Linked DNA regions of Mus musculus: region 2 is linked to region 1. The links are chromatin loops, found by intact Hi-C in ENCODE. Cell type or tissue: heart. All regions are shown on one strand.

What was found. Peaks named below come from ENCODE experiments on the same cell type or tissue, not always from the same donor. Only the 100,000 strongest peaks of a DNase experiment are listed, where the experiment ranks them.
Region 2: it touches region 1 in a loop (2.7-fold over the local background); 2 of 42 quality-filtered maps call a loop at or near these places.

Annotation. Positions count from the first base shown.
Region 1 is chr7:127,764,084-127,772,083 of GRCm38, reverse strand. It overlaps Fbxl19 (F-box and leucine-rich repeat protein 19), which reads right to left. Exons shown (of 11, transcript NM_172748.2): 10 at 4,421-4,639; 11 at 3,156-4,332. The coding sequence ends at 4,154. Orai3 (ORAI calcium release-activated calcium modulator 3) reads right to left here and starts at 2,269. Exons shown (of 2, transcript NM_198424.3): 1 at 1,868-2,269. The coding sequence starts at 2,095. In heart, a CTCF peak has its summit at 3,586; DNase peaks (open chromatin) are centred at 2,273, 3,083, 3,863, 4,213 and 1 weaker place; H3K4me3 peaks cover 2,557 bases; H3K27ac peaks cover 3,390 bases; H3K27me3 peaks cover 353 bases.
Region 2 is chr7:127,584,017-127,592,016 of GRCm38, reverse strand. Ccdc189 (coiled-coil domain containing 189) reads left to right here and starts at 3,422. Exons shown (of 9, transcript NM_001033040.3): 1 at 3,422-4,140; 2 at 4,422-4,453; 3 at 5,129-5,194; 4 at 5,573-5,742; 5 at 6,493-6,563; 6 at 6,756-6,872; 7 at 6,964-7,024; 8 at 7,104-7,196. The coding sequence starts at 3,928. Rnf40 (ring finger protein 40) reads right to left here and starts at 3,319. Exons shown (of 20, transcript NM_172281.2): 1 at 3,206-3,319; 2 at 2,889-3,092; 3 at 2,338-2,505; 4 at 2,119-2,260; 5 at 1,304-1,510; 6 at 581-702; 7 at 338-484; 8 at 180-254. The coding sequence starts at 3,020. In heart, no CTCF peak of the experiment used is centred here; DNase peaks (open chromatin) are centred at 2,306, 3,376 and 3,776; H3K4me3 peaks cover 2,747 bases; H3K27ac peaks cover 1,797 bases.

The DNA of each region.
Region 1 (8,000 bases):
CTCTGTATAGCCAAGAACAACCTTGTTTGTTCTTTTTTATTACCTCAAGTGCTGGGATTATAGGTGTGCTATACGCTATACCATGTTTGTTGTTGTTTAAATGGAAATTGAACCTAGGATTTCCTGAATGGTAGGCAAATACTCTACCAACTAGAACTAGGCTAGATTCACAGCCTGTGAATATGATTTGTATGTTTTAACTTCAGGCCACCTGGGTTTAGGAAGATATCTCCCATTTCTGTTTGTTGGTTTTTGGAGACAGGGTTTCTCTGTGTAGCCCTGGCTGTCCTGGAACTCACTCTGTAGACCAGGCTGGCCTCGAACTCAGAAACCCGCCTGCCTCTGCCTCCTGAGTGCTGGGATTAGAGGCGTGCGCCACCACGCCCGGCCCATTTCTTACAGATCCCGAGATTACTGTGGTGCAGGGATACAGTGGTACTTACAAAAATAAAACTGAGTATTTTGGGGAATTGGGCCACCGCAGATAGTAGGCAGGTGTGTTCACAAACAGGGATCTGGGCCAGGCTTAATTCTGGTGTCTCCCAGGGTCCAACCCAGGGTTCTTTGTCAGGACTGGGGGCGGTCCTAGAACCTACACATTCAGCCTACTGCTCCTCAGAGAAAGCCCTCTCACACTGACACCACAACGATCTGCTCTGCAACTTCTGCTGCACACTGTACTGTTCCTTTAGAAGCAGGCGGAGCCACGTGGTTCAAACACAAGCTGCTGTGCCCTTCTTTCTGTGGTGCTGATTCCTTTCAGTCAAATGTCCTCAGGAACTATGGGGCTGTTTGGGGGAAATCTGGGCCCCTTACAAGCAACAGAGCAAGAGCAACCTTTAAGATTACAGATTCTTTCGTCCTGATATTGAGGTTGCAGAAAAAAGGGAGGTATTGACCTAAGTTACTTTTATATGCCCTCACCTTAGCTCCCTCCAAGGCCTATTTACACAAGGGTACATTATGAAGGGTGCCCTCCCCCCAAGTGTGAAGAAAACTGAAACTAGCAGAGCTTCACTCCACACCCATACCCTGCGGAGCATCCTTGTCTAAACAGCAGCTTCCATGTAGTCTAGATAGCACACTGTTCTAGAAGAGCCTCCTTTGCTAAGCGGAGCTTGTTCTAACACACCTAGTTCTAGGGGGTCTCCATAAGAATCCCACATCCTCCTGGACAAAAGCTTGGCAGACCACAGAGACAGCACCTTCTATGATGTCACAACTTCCTAAAGATGGCAACTGGAGTGGATGTCGACTTGGGGCCGCACAGCTGGCCCTAAGTAGGGAGGAACCAGGACACATCTGCAGGCCACACTCTGGAATCTTCAGTTCCACTTCCCGGGGCCACTGCTGGGACCGTTAGCTGACATTATCCTCCCACACCTGCAGTTTATCAGACTTATCTGCTAGCTCCCTGATCAGCTTCCTTCCCCAGCAGCTTCCTCATGGTTTCTTAGTTTTCCCGGCAATTCTCTGTGCCTTCTGAGAGGTGGGCCCTTCAGTCAAATGACTCTCACATACACTATCCCCCTTCCCCGATCTGGTTGATATAGGCTCTCATTCAGCTTTGACTGCCTTTCAACTCTCGAGGACTTGGTAACTAAGCCACTTCAGACTTTCCCCCCACCAGTCTGCATCTGCTGACCTCTTTACTCCCTTCTTCCACGGCATTTCTGGGACCGATCTTCAGTCTGTTTATATTCCTAGAGCTGTGCCCGACATAAAGGGTTTTTCCAGTCCCTTGGGACTTAGCTCCTTCTTTTATCCTAAAGAAACCCTTTTATTCAGTCCAGTACTGGGGACCCATTTTCTTGACTTCTCCCACCACGTGCTTTACCCACCCCGTGTACCCCCTCCCACCCCTCACCATGGCGAAGCCCGACAGCAGAGCAGATGTGCGGCTGGAGGCTTTGAGCTTAGCCCGGCTGAGGTAGAGGCGGCGCCAGCTGAGCGCCCGCAGAGAGTGCTGACTGGCCCCCATAAGGTCCAGGTAGCCGCGGTGCACGAACTCCCGGTACGTGGCTGAGCCCGCGGGGCTGTCCACCTCCGGGTTCAGCGGGGCCTGTTCGCCCGTGTCCCCCTCGCCGCCCTTCATCCTGAGAGCAGTTACACCACAAGCGCAGATGGTCAAGGAGGGGCCGAGGCGCCTTGTATCCCCAAGAAGGGACGGCCCAAGCGCGGGTGGGACCCCATCCTGGGTGGCAAGGCAGACCCAGCGGGAACAGTTACGGACGCGTCTAGAAGGCCCAGGGGCCGAAACAGGAACTGGGGCAGGGGCGGAGCCCGGTGACCACATGATTGGGTGGAGCCGTGAGACGAACCCCTGCAGTCTGCCCACGGGCAGAGATCTCAAGGGACCCTCTAACCCAGGCCACGACGTGAATGCTCAGCCTCAGCTTTTGCTGGGACTTTGCTGGCCTCAGACCACCCAGTGTATGTACCTGGACATTCACAGGTGTCCAGACTTCCACACTCCTCTTTGAGCAGTCATCTCAGGAAAATTAAGCCCATTTTCCTCCCAGAGACCAAAGGAGCCCCTTCCACCATCCCTACCCACCACTCAGACTCGACACCGCAGACAGACACAAAAAGTCAGCGGCCCCGGCTAGATTCTGAGTTTTATAGCAAACCTTATTGTACAGACTTGTGGGGTTAGGGGTCCAGCCCGGCTGGGTGCCCCACTTGTCCCTCGCCGGGGTGCCTCCTCCCCTCCCGCAAGCGGCCCCACCGTCAAGCCTTTCTCCAACCCCAGGCCCCCCCTCCTGCCTTTGGTCCGCCCAGCCCCCGCCCCCAACCCGCGCACCTTCCTGTTACCTGAGGTATGTGGATAGATTCCCCTCCCCCCACCCCCATGTAGTACAATCCAGTTCCCCCTGGCCTAAGTTGAGTGGGACCTAGACCTGACTCCTCCCTCAGGCTCTTGAGACCCCACCCCCACACTGGAAGAAGGAAAGGGGTGGGAAGAGGGGAGGTGCCAAGAGTCTGTTACTAAGTTCCCACAGCAACTAAGAGGGACCGTTTCCAGTCTTAGCACTGATTTCCGGAGGTGTCCATTGGCTGCTATTTCCATGGCAACCAGGAGTGGCAGTTCCCTGGGCAAATGGGACACGAGTTTCCATGACGATGAAAGAATGGGAAGAGCCAAACTGGAGGAGTCCCATCTTGCCCATCTTTAAGCTGACATTTCCCCACCCCAACTCAAGTGAAGGGTGGAGCTGTTCAAGACAGTAATGCAAGAGAGCTAGGGGTGGGACAGTCCAAACTGGGTACCCATAGCCCAGTCTCGGTCAAGCTGGTCCCCTCACATCACACTCCCCCAAGTCCGAGATTCCCCCGGTTCAAGTAACACTTCAGTACAGATGAATGTTCAAGTATTGTGTAGAGAGCCAGGCAGGGGTCTGGGCTACCCCTCACCACTCCCCTGGGCCACCGAGCTTAACAGCAGGTAGACCCGCGGCCCCTACTCCTTGCAATAGCTGCCATTTTCAGTGACGTTCAAGGAGTCAAGGTCGGGGAAAACTGAAATCTGGGTAGAGGGAAGGGGAGAGAGGCAACCCTACGCAGAGGGTACTATCCCCACATCTGCTCCTCTCCCAGCCCCCAGTCCTGGCATTACCTGGCTTGTAGCGCCCCCTGTCTTGACACTCGGATCCCCAATTGCTCCTCTGTTTTCCCTTTTTGGCCCCCCATCCCACCCAACTGGTCTTTGTTCCCTGAACCCTTGTTGGTCTGATTTCTGCCCTCCCCACACCCATCCATCGCCTCCCCCAGCCCCCAGTATCCTGTGTACAAGATACCATGTCACCTCATTTTCCCTACTCCAGACTTGCACCTTCACCGCCCCTCCCTCCCACCATCCCTTTGGCTCAGCACCTCCCCAGTACCTCTTGACCCACTCCCCAGAGGGGATGGACAATGAAGCAGGTGAAAGGGAGAGATGGGAAGCAAAGACCCCCAGAGATATCAGTGCAGGTGGGAGAGAGGGAAGGCTGGCTCAAGTCCCTGGGCAGGAATCCCAAGTCATTAAACTGAGGAGTGCCAAGTCATGAAGAAAATAACCTGGCCTCCCAACAGGGGGTGAAATGAAGGCAAGAGGTCCAGGTTCTCTGGCTGAGTCCTGGGGAAGGGAAGGGAAGGGGGCATCGGCACCCAACTAGCTGTCCTTGAGAAGCAGTTTCTCTTCTGGGCAGCGAAAGGGGCCAGGGGGCCCAGCAGCCGCCAACCGGGCACAAGCTTCAGGTGAGAGCTGGCGGCAGGAGCGTAGGTCCAGGCGGCGAAGACGTGGGCATCGACGGAACAGTGGAAGGCAGTGGTCCGTGAGGCGGTGGCACCCTGCGTAAGGGGCAGCAGCAGTTGAGATTAGACAGCTAAGGAGGTAGCACACGGTAGACAGGGACTTCACACGGGGGATCGCACTTACCAGCGAGATTGAGGTGCACCAGTGTTTCTCGAAGAGGGGAAGTAGGAGCCGTGAGGAGGTGGACACTGGGGTCCCCAACGTGGGCGCAGTGACTCAGGTCCAGGGCACTGAGCTGGGGAGCGTGGCGCAACAGGAGCCTCAGGGAGGCATCTGTGAGCTCCAGACCAGCTAGGCGAAGTTCTGCCACCCCCTGCAGTCGGCCTCGACTCTCAGTTTGCCCTAGGCAGATAAAGTAGTATTAGCGCTCCTCCCAGCCTGTCCTCGTGGTCTTCATTATCTGCCCTACACCTGCTCCCAACAAGGGAGTCTCCTCAACTGCTGCTGCTCCACATGACTGGCTCTTCACAGCAACACGTGGCATCTCAGCTGACCTGCTCCTATCCCCTCAGGGAAACCTTCCGGGAGAGCTCTCAAGTCTCAACATTCCTCAGTCCTAAGCCCCCATCTCAGGGATCTGATACACTGTATACATTTTTGCTTTTTGACCCTTTCCTCCCTCCATAGAAACGGCAGTTCCAAGCAAGCAGGAACTTTTGCTCAATGCTCTGTCCCTAGTAGGATGCTCGGTGTCTTTACCCATTATCCAATAAACAGCACCCTCCACCCTCCCGTGACTACAGAGGCTCAACAACAGGCTTGCTTGAACTCCTTTCATTCGTTCTGCACCAGAACCCGGTCTGACTGCAGGCACCCTCCCCACACCCTTGCTATGTAACTCTGCCTGGACTGAATTGCCTGTGTAGACCTACTTGGCCTCAAATTAGCAACAATTCTCCCACCTCTACCTCCTGAGTGCTAATGCCCGATCTACTTTCTGGTATCAAGAAAAGCATTCTCAAACACAAATGAAATAGTATCTCTTCTCTACCTGACCTTTTCTGGTGGTGTGTGCAGGTTAGGCTTTTTGTTTTGTTCTTTTGTCAACTTGACACAAGCTAGTGTGTCTTCATCTGCAAAGAAAATGTCAACTTAAGAATGTTCTCCACTGTCGGGCAGTGGTGACTCACACCTTTAATCCCAGCACTTGGAAGGCAGAGGCAGGCGGATTTCTGAGTTCGAGGCCAGCCTGGTCTACAGAGTGAGTTCCAGGACAGCCAGGGCTATACAGAGAAACCCTGTCTCAAAAAACAAAAAACAACAACAAAAAAAGTTCTCCACCAGATTAACCTGCAGGCTAGTCTGTGAGGGCATATATATATTTTTTATGTTCATATCATGTTCAATTCATGACATGAGATGGCCCAGCTCATTATGGGCAGTGCCACCCTATGGGCAGTGCCACCCTGGGCAGGTAGACCTGAGTAGTATAAACATGCAGGCCGAGCAAGCCACTGAGTGCAAGCCGTGCAAGCCAGTAAGATGTGAACCTCCATGGCCTCTGCTCTGCTCCCCGTCCTGCCCGAGGTCCTGCCCTGACTCCATACTGAACTCTAAGCTGTAAGATGAAGTTAATCCTTTGCTCCCCGAGGGCCTCTGGGGACTTCATGTTTCATCACAGCAATAGAAACCAAGGCCTGGCTAACTCCCTGATACAGCATTCATCTCTCTGAGTCCCACCGTTGTCTCAGCTTCACTGAGGCTACATTCCACAAGTGGCTCTGTCCACAAAACCCTACTGGGATGACCTACACTCAAGAGACTGCTAGCCACTGCAGAGTGAGTCCAGAGGCAGCCTCCTCCCCTATCTCCGGGGGAAAGAGTTCAGAGTCCTCCTACCCCCACACTACTGGCCTAAGTCCCTGAGGTGGACTGCTGGCCCCACCCCAGAATTGCAGCAAGCCCAGAACTGCACAAGGCCCAAGATCTTAGATTTACTTTCCTTCCAAATTCTCTTGTGATAATACTGCTGAGCCTTTAACTCCACTTGAAGAAGCCAAGCCTTGAGGCTCAGTAGTTAACCACATATACCACTCTTCCAGAAGACCTGAGTTCAATTCCCAGGACCCAGTATGCATTCTGACACCCCTGGCCTATGTAAGCACCTGCACTCATGTGAACATACCCCCTACACAAACATATACATATAATTTAAAATTTAAAAAAAAATGTAAGAAGGAAGCCACATTTCTATTTAATCACTTCTGCTTACAGATGAGAACACCTGTCCCAGAGCACATGATTACAAAATAGCAGAGCCAGGACCCCAGAGCACCTGATTACAAAATAACAGAGCAAGCTAGGACCCCAGGCCAGGGCTGACTCACACTCTTATCTCATTTTATAACAATACCATAGTCACTTGCCAGGCAGTAACCTGGCTCTAAAAAATACATCACCAGACATCACAGTCCAAGGTAAGTTGCCAAAACTGTGCTGTGGCATATGACATCTGCACAGTGCTAAAACTCTGTGTGTGTGTGTGTTGGGAGTTGGGGGGGAATGCTGAACATAGGACCTCACGCATGTAGAGTGAACCCTCACCACTGAGCTGTGTCCTCATTTCCCTTCTGAGACAACTGTCTCCAAGTAGCCTAGGCTTGCCTTTAATTCCTGATTCTCCTGCCTCAAATTCCCCAGTCCCTAGGATCACAAGAATGCACTGCTAGGCTTCCATTAGAATTACTCTTTATTTGAAATTTGTTTTTAAGACAGAATTTTAATATTTAGCTTAGGCTAGCCTCAAATGTACTGGGACTACACAGTGGGCCACCATACCACTACATAAGCCTGGCTTATATAGTGACTAACAGAAAAAAAAATTATTATTATTTGGGGACTGGGGTGGAGGGAGAGAAGGTTTCTCTGTCATGGAACTTGCTCTGTAGCCTAGGCTGGCCTTGAACTCAAGACAGCCACTTGCCTGTGACTTCTGAGTGCTGGGATTAAAGGCATGCATCACCACTGCCTGACTACATTTTTTTAGGGGTATGGGTGTTTTTCCTGTATATATGCCACATATGTACAGTGCCCAAGGAAGCAAAAAGGGATCCTCTGTGACTCGAATGACAGACTACTGTGAACCACCATGTGGGTACTAGGATTCAAACCCAGGTCCTCTGGAAGAGCAGTCACCGAGCCAGCTCTCCAGATACTAAAAGGACTTTTGTTTTTATTTTTTGAGACAGGGTTTCTCTGTATAGCTCTGGCTGTCCTGGGACTCACTCTGTAGACCAGGCTGGCCTCAAACTCAGAAATCTGCCTGCCTCTACCTCCCAAGTGCTGGAATTAAAGGCGTGCATCACCATTGCCCAGCTAAAAGTACATTTTGATATAGAAATTTGGATACAGCGGTTTTCTTGAAAACCCATCCTTACTTTACCCTGACAGTGAACAGCAACATCAGGGCTGCTGGTACTGCTCCCTAAGGTCTGGCACCTAAACACATAGCTTCTGTTAGCTCTACCTCTGTGCGCATTCAACATGGCAAGCCCAGGTTTCTACCCCTCCACATGACTCTGACGAGCACATTTACAGACTGGCCGCAGCTCAGTCGACCAGAAGAAAGGTCATTTAGAACTTGTGGGAAGAAGGGCAGGGGCCATTAGTATATGTCCTCCATTAGTATACGGTGAGAAATGCAACCATGTTAAATCATCTCAGAGCTGAGACAGTTTTCGGGAATGGAAGGGAGCAAATGATC
Region 2 (8,000 bases), 180 kb after region 1:
TCGTCCTCTTCAGCCCGCCTAGCTCCTAGCAGTTAAGTTCTGCAATTATTTAATAAACAAGTGTAGAAAGGAATGAAAAAAAAATGTGCAGCAATGCCAGGAAACGGACTCTGATGAAGATGCCTGCCCTCAGGAAAGTCCGAGGCAGACCTGGAGGGGAGGGGGAGGAGGCTGCTTACCTTCTGCATGCTGAGTGTAATCTGGCCTCCCTGAAAGCCTGTGGAGCTCCCAGACACATAGTAGCCGGAGTTGAGCTGCAGAGAAAGAAGACACAGTGGATGCAAAGGGCAGAAACCGGGGCCCCAAGTACTCAATTTGGTCCCATCCACTCTCGTACCTGCTCCAAGGCCTCTGCCAAGTGCTTATTGAGCTTCTGTTCTCGCTTGCGCAGCTTCTCAATGTCCCACTGCAGGTCCTCCACTGTGGTCTCCATCTCTAGGACCTTGGTCTCTGTCGATGTCACTTTATCTTGGAGCTCAGAGTACTAGGGGCAGTGGACAGTGGCCTGTTTCCTGAGGTCCTCGGATAGCAAACCCAAACCCTGCCCAAGTTCTAACCGCACCCAAAGCCCAACTCCTACCTCCAACGAGATGCGGTGGTGTTTCTCTTGCAGCTGAGTGGCCAAGTCCTGTAGCCTACGGTTCTCTCTGCCTAGCTCCCGGGTGCGCACCCGTGCCACCTCCCCAGGGGCCTCACTGTCCCCTGGGAATGCAAAGCCTGGATGAGAGCCAAACCCTGGATAACCAAGGAAGAACTAGCTGATCCCGGAGTCCCTGGATAACCAAGGAAGAACTAGCTGATCCCGGAGTCCCTGGATAACCAAGGAAGAACTAGTTGATCCTGGAGTCCCTGGATAACCAAGGAAGAACTAGTTGATCCTGGAGTTTCTGTGCTCAGTGTTATGCACCAGCTATCTCACCAACTGCTTATGACAAACTCAGACTAAGCTAGCTCACAGAGGGACCATTCAGCCAAGAAAATGGACACTAGGGAGGAGAATTAAGGGCAGGAGGAAAAAACCCCTTGCCTCAAAAAGCCTGGGCACTTGCCTCTCAGTGTAGTGGGACAATAGCTACCCCTGAGGTTGGTGCAAAGTTCCAGAGAGCCCTCCTGCTGAAGGGCTGTGACCCTGCCAGCATCAACAGCTCCTCCAGCCGTCTCTCTAGAGCCCCACTTCAGGAACTAAAGCTGAAATCCCCGTCTGAACTAAGTTGTCCCAACAAGAACAAGGCTGACATTTACTGGGGACTCTGAACAACGCAGGCCAGGGTGGATTTCTCAGGGTAGGGTCCACAGAACTAACCCCGGCTGTATACTCGCTGACAGAGTTCTTCCACCTGCCGTTGCAGGCGGTCCGAGGCCTCGACCACCCGAGACACGGCAGCCTTGGAGAATTCCATCCGACCCTGCAGCTGCAGCTCCACTTCCTCACAGCTGCTGGCGCCCAGTGCCACCACAAAAGCCAAGGCCGGCTCACTGAGAGGGGCTCGAAACTGCACTGGCAGCGGTTCTGGAAGGGACAGAGAATCCTCATCAGAATGAAAGGCCACAGCAGGGACCATCAACCTCTACCAAGTCCCAGAATAAGCTGCTTGGTATTCCATGGCTGCCGGGTGGTGGTGGCGCACACCTTTAATCCCAGCACACTCTGAGTTTGAGGCCAGCCTAGTCTACAGAGTGAGTTCCAAGTCAGCCAACATTACACAGAGAAACCCTGTCTTGAAAAACCAAAATAAATGAATTAATTGATAAACAGAAAGACTTCTGCTTCTACTTTTCAGAAGGCTGGGATTATGAAAATCCAATTAGATTCTAAAACTTTGTTCATTCCATTAAAAAAGAATATTAAAAAAACCAAAAAAAAAAAAAAAAACAAAAAACCCATGTTTTTAAGACAGAGTCTCACGATGGGCGTGGTGGCACACGCCTTTAATCCCAGCACTCGGGAGGCAGAGGCAGGCAAATTTCTGAGTTTGAAGCCAGCCTGGTCTACAAAGTGAGTTCCAGGACAGCAACTTCTGCTTCCCAAGTGCCGGGCATTTCGGTAGCCCCACATCAAAGTCACCTCCTCCTCAAAACCTTTCTGAGAACATAAGCTCCCCAGGGCCCTGGTCCTACCCCTCAGATCTGATGTCCCTGGGTCTGGTCGAGGGATCACATCACGGGTCAGGCCCTCTTGGCACCCAGGCACCTCTGTCCCTGAAGACAGTTCCCTCTGGTTCTCGTAGCACTGGAGGAGGGCTTCTACAGTTTCATCCAGCTGAAAGAAGAAAGAACAAGAGGTTAGGAATGCCTCAGGGCTTCTCCCAGTAGGACGCTCGCTCTTCAGGCATCCACCTGGGCCCAGTAGCGGTTGACGATGAGGAGTGTGGCATCATCAGTGGCCTGCCTCTTCTCCAATTTCTCAATTCTCTCCCGGAGCTCATCCTCGCAGGCTTGCCGCTGCTCCAACCGCTCCGCCAGCTTCTTGTTCTTGAACTGCAGTACCTTGGAATCCATCTCCTCCTACCAGAAGGGAAGAGGCAGAGTGTCGGGCAGGACCCTGAACCATCACTGACACACAATAGGACAAGGATTAGACTGAAAGGGGAGAGGTATATAGCAAGGCTCAGACACTTGCAAAGAGAATATGCTAGTCATGAGAGCTTCACATTCCGTTCCTGCCCCTACCTGTTTCCAACTCAGACACATCACACAGGACTTACGGGAACATATGTGCGCATAAGTAAAAGGCCAGAAGGGACTCCGTAAAGTTGTTCTCTGATCACATTCACGCCGTTGGCACACCCACCCTCACCACCCGGTTTGTGTATATACACACGAGCACACACAAGATTCCAAACACTTTGGGCGCAGGCCAAATGTGACTTTCGCAAAAGCCCACCAACCGTGGAAGAAATGCCGCCGAGACGAATGGGTTCGATTAGAGTGGTCGTGGTCTTCTCCTCGCGGTTCATCTTCTTCTCTGGGGGTCCTGAGCCCCCGTCGCCGGCGGCGCGCTTGTTGCTGAGGCCAGACATAGCGGCGGTGGCGGAGGGGCAACTCAGGGCTCTCCGGGGCTGGCAGGCGGGTGGAGGCGGCACTTCCGTCACCTGCAGAAAACAGAGAGCTGAGCTGTGGATGCGTCTGGAGCTCCGCAGTCCTGAGCGTCCCCCTGGACATATCTCCCGGACCCCGCCCCCGCCGGACGGGGGTCCGCACTTACCGTAGGGTCAGCCAAGCGCCACCATCTTGGATTTCACCGGACGTCACCGGCCGCCAGACGCACAGCGCAGGCGTCAGAGCCGCTCCGGATGTGGCGAAACTTATTTCCTGTTTCTATTGGTAGCTCTTGGTTCCTCCTCTCGAGTCTTTTAGTCCCACCCCTCCAACCCCGCGACGGACTGTATTTCTCTTAATGATTGGCCAGCAGGCGGTTCCCATAGTTACTGACCCCGCAGTTGCACTAGGAGATGGAGGGGTGGAGCCTTTGCTGCTGTTCGGGGTACTCGGTACACGACCCCTTGTAACTCCAGATCCAGAGGATCCGTCATCCTCTCCTGGCCTCCGCGGAGCCCTCCCGAACATCCTGTACATATGTGCGCACACGCACGCACAAACACAATCTTTTAAAGATTTAAATTAAATCTTTAAAAAGACCGACCCTCAAAAGCACCCTTACAAGCAACTTCTAAGAGGCACGTGCAACTCGTTACGCATGCGCTCTATCTTTTCAATGATTGGCGTGGGCTTGTACTTTCTACTTTCCTTAACAACGGTCACCGGGGAGACAAGTTGGGAAGACGCCCTCTGCGGATTGGCTGCCTCTCGCTTCACCGCCTCTGAAGAAACACTAGAAGGGGCAGGACCGGGCTTTGCAGTGGGAGAGCTGGCTGTCCCAGAGCCCAGGCTGGAGAGCCCTTGACTGAGGCTAAGAAGGACGAAGAGATGATTACCCCCAGTTCCAGCCAGAGCCTGGGAATGAAGGTGCAGATGGAGTCGGAACAATCTCCCAAATTGCAGGAGGAACTGGACAGGAGTCCCAGCTCGGTGGACGGCTCGGCCATAAGGAACGGAACAGACATGCAGACCGAGTCGCCCGCAGAAGCCACTAGTAGCCCTGTGGAAGTGGCTGAAGATCCTGGAGCCAACTTGTTCCCGGTGAGGGCGGGACAGAGTTGTCCTCTAGTGAATACTTAGGTTTCCCAAAAAAGGTGCCGCCAGTCATTACGTTTATCAACATTAGGGAATTTCCTGGAGTTGCTTTGATTGTAAATAGGCTGCTAAATAGTATTTCGAGCCCACCGAAGCCCGGTTTTACCTATTTTGCTATAGTTAAAATTATAGCACACTCAGACCTGCTAGAAATTCATGAGGTACTAGGGACTAGGGGATACATACTGTCGTATCTATTTGTCCCATAATCTGTCTTCTCTCCGCAGCCACCACTACCCCAGCCCCGGATCTGTATGTGGTGAGTGTGGAGAGCCCAGGGGAAAAGTTACACTTCTCATTTGTATTACTCCTGTAAGGTGTCCTCAACAGTCCTGTCCAGCCAGGGCTCTCCAGTTTTACAAAGATGAGACTGAGAAGTGCTCAAGGTAACGAGTCACCAGCGTGCCAGGTGCCTCAGTGTAAAGTGGCGGTGTGAGAAGGGAGGCAAAGGCAGGAATGTACACAGCTGCAATGATGGAGCACTGTGCACACCGATGCCAAGGCCCAGGGGACTTCATCAAGGTCACACAGAGCAAGACAAGGACTCAAAGTTGTTTTTTGGGGGGTTTTCAAGACATTGTTTCTCCTTGTAGCTTTGGCTATCCTGAAACTCACTCTGTAGACCAGGCTGGCCTCAAACTCAAGAGATCCGCCTGCCTCTGCCTCACAGTGCTGGGTACAGTGAGTGTACCACCACTACCTGGCACAACTCTTTTCTAATCAGTGGGTTTATAAATAAAAAAAAAATCTGCTAAATCTACAGACTGGATTCTAGACCATGATGTTCCCCGTTGACAGTGAAATGATTTGCTAAAGGTTCCTTAGCAAGTTCGCCAAGTCTCAGCTCCTGATCCCCACTGAAACTCTCCAAGTTGCAGCCCCATCGGGGAAGTTGTATGAACCACCAGTGATTTGTCTCATCTTTTCCTGACAGGAAATACCTGGACATCCATTCTATGCACAGACTGGAGAAGGCAGCCACTGTGGAAAAGATGAGAGAGTATGGGTTTGAGTTGGGCGAGACTGAACTCTTGGGAGGGGAGACACAAGAAATGACAAACTTTAAAGTATAGAGTGAGTGTCAGGCAATGGAGACGAGAAGAGGCTTGTGTTCAGGGCTGCAGAGGCAGCTCAGCCATTAACAGCAATGGCTGTTCTTCCAGAGGACCCAGGTTTGGTTCCCAGCATCCACATAGTCTATAACTCAAGTTCCAGAGGATCCAATACCTTCTTCTGGTCTCCATGGGTACCAGAAAAGCATGTGTTGCACATATACAGGGAAACTACCCATATAATAGAAATAAATCCTAAGGTGAGGTGGGGGGCGGGCGAACCCCTGCTGTCTGTCACTCATGCCTCTTCCACCCCCCCCCCCAAGGGTTCTTGCTGAGCTCTTGGAGCTTGGCTTTCCTGAGCAGAGCCTGCGGGATGCCATTATCTTGGACCTCTTCTCCCACGCACTTATCTTCTGCCGCCAGCAGGGCTTTTCACCAGAGCAGACATCAGCAGCCTGTGCCATGCTCCAAGATCTTCACAAGGCCTGTGTTGGTGAGGAGAGGGAGGTAGCCACCAAAAGGTTTGAGCCCTAGGAGAGGAGGCTGGGCTGGCAGAAGTGACCGTGGAGAACTAAAGTAGGGAACCTGCAGTCTGGGATTTGTGTTCCACCATAGGTGGTATTAATGTACCACATTTATCACCTTTGAGAGCTTCCCTTATTAAGAAATGAAACACATAGTACTAATATTATGGGTCTGTTCTGAGAAGTATCTAAATAGGGGGCTGGGGATATAGCCCACTTAGTAGAGTGCTTGCCTAAGTACAAAATCCTGGGTTCACTTCCAACCCTGTGTACTCAAGTGAGGTGGCACATATCCATAATCCTAGCACTTAGGAAGTTTCTTTCCTAAAAGGCAGATGAGTCAGAAGTTCAAAGTTAGCCTGGGACACGTGACACCCTGTCTCAACAACAAAGTACCTTCCCAATGATGCCGCGTGTGGTAGCTCAAGCCTGACACACCTGCATTCAGGAGGCTGAGGCAGGGGCAATGCCGCTGGTTTGAGGCCAACTTTAGTTCTATACTTTCCGACCAGAAACAAAGCATCCTTCTGAGGGAAGGACCTTGTCTGTCTTTGAGTGCCGAGAAAAGTGTAGAGTGAGAATATGGTGTTTACTGAGTGAATTAACAGAGCGACCAGGACTTACTCCTAAGTCTGCCCCATTCTCCATCTCCTGCTCTAAAAGCAGAAGGAAGAGTAGGCGAGTAGGCGGGCTGACAGCTTCACCTTGTTTCCCTCCAGCTACCCCTCTGGGCAACGTGGAGGAATGCTACCGCTACTTTACCAGCGTTCTCTTTTGTCATGGAATCAGGGTCAGTACCCTGAAACGAAGCCTTCACCCAACCACAGGCAAGATCGGGCCCAAATTCCTGTTCTCTTTCCCACCATCTTCCTCTGAAGGCCACCTGGGGCTTGCCCTGCTTCTAGACAGCTGCTTTTGGCAGACTAGCTGGGTAGGCTTCTGGAGGTTGTCAGGGCACTTACGTCCCGGATTATCGTCACAGCGGCCCCCTTTCAGCATTGACCTCTTTAAAGAGGAACAGCTGCTGGCACTGGCAGACTATGTGGTCAACACCTACTTCCGCCACTTCAAGCTCTACAAATATGTCTTCACCCCACAGGTACTGTGTACAGGCAGTGAGTGGCCACCTGTCTCCCCCTTTCTCTTATGGCAAGTGCTTCCTCTCAGCCTCTCTTCCCTTGTCTCTTCAGGTGCGACTGGACCTATCTTTGACTTACACGGGGTTACAGCCACTCACGCTCTGGCCAGAGGGTAAGATGGGTACAAGTGGGCCAGGTTGGGACTGGGCCAGAGCTGGGGCCAAGACCTCTTCCTGCTTTCTGCTATGCAGAGAAAGAAAACGAGGAGATGATGGTGGTAGAGCAAGTAGCTACTCCACAGGAGGAAGAGCCGGAAACTGTGACGGAGCCAGAGCAACAGCCAAGTGAGCACATGGAAGGGTTAAGGTGCCGCGAAATGGTTGGGCCTACCTGAGCCTTGATCCCTCCCACCTCACCTCAGGCAACCACCATTTTGTCTTGTAGTGCTGGGGAGTGAGATTAGAACCATGTGCAGCAGAGTTCTACCATTCAGGGGGACAGCCTCAGTAACCCACCCACTTTTTTGAGACGGGGTCTCTCTATGTAGTCCTGCCTCTCCTGGCACTTGCTATGTAGACCAGGCTGGCCTCAAATTCCTAGAGGTCTTCCTGCCTCTGCCTCTTAAAAGCTGAGCCATCTCTCCAGCCCTTGTTTCGTTAGACAGAATGACAATGCGTATGAAGGTCAGAGGATCTTTGGAGTCCTGTCTCATTTCAGCTTTCTGTGGGTTCTGAGGGCCAGTCAGGTTGGCAGGCTTGCTTACACAGCAAGCTCCTTTACCCATGGAACCATCCTGCCAACCCTTGTTTTATTTATTTATTTTTTGAAACAAGGTCTTACTGTGTAGCCCAGGCTGGCTTTGAACTCAAGATGCCTCTGTCTAACTCCTGAGTGATAGGGTTATAGAAGTTCCACCATACCCAGCCCAGGACTTTAGTTTTAGTTCCAGTGGCCCCTATAATTTTTGAGCTTTATTTTTTGTTTTTATTTTCTCTATCTGGGAGTTCTGCTTCCATGTTTGTGTATCTGTGCATCACATGTCAGTGCCCACAGAGGTCACCAAGAGGGCAGTGAACGTCCTTGGAACTGGAGTTACAGAGCCACCACATGGCTGTAGAGAATTGCACCCAGATCCTTGGCAAGAGCAG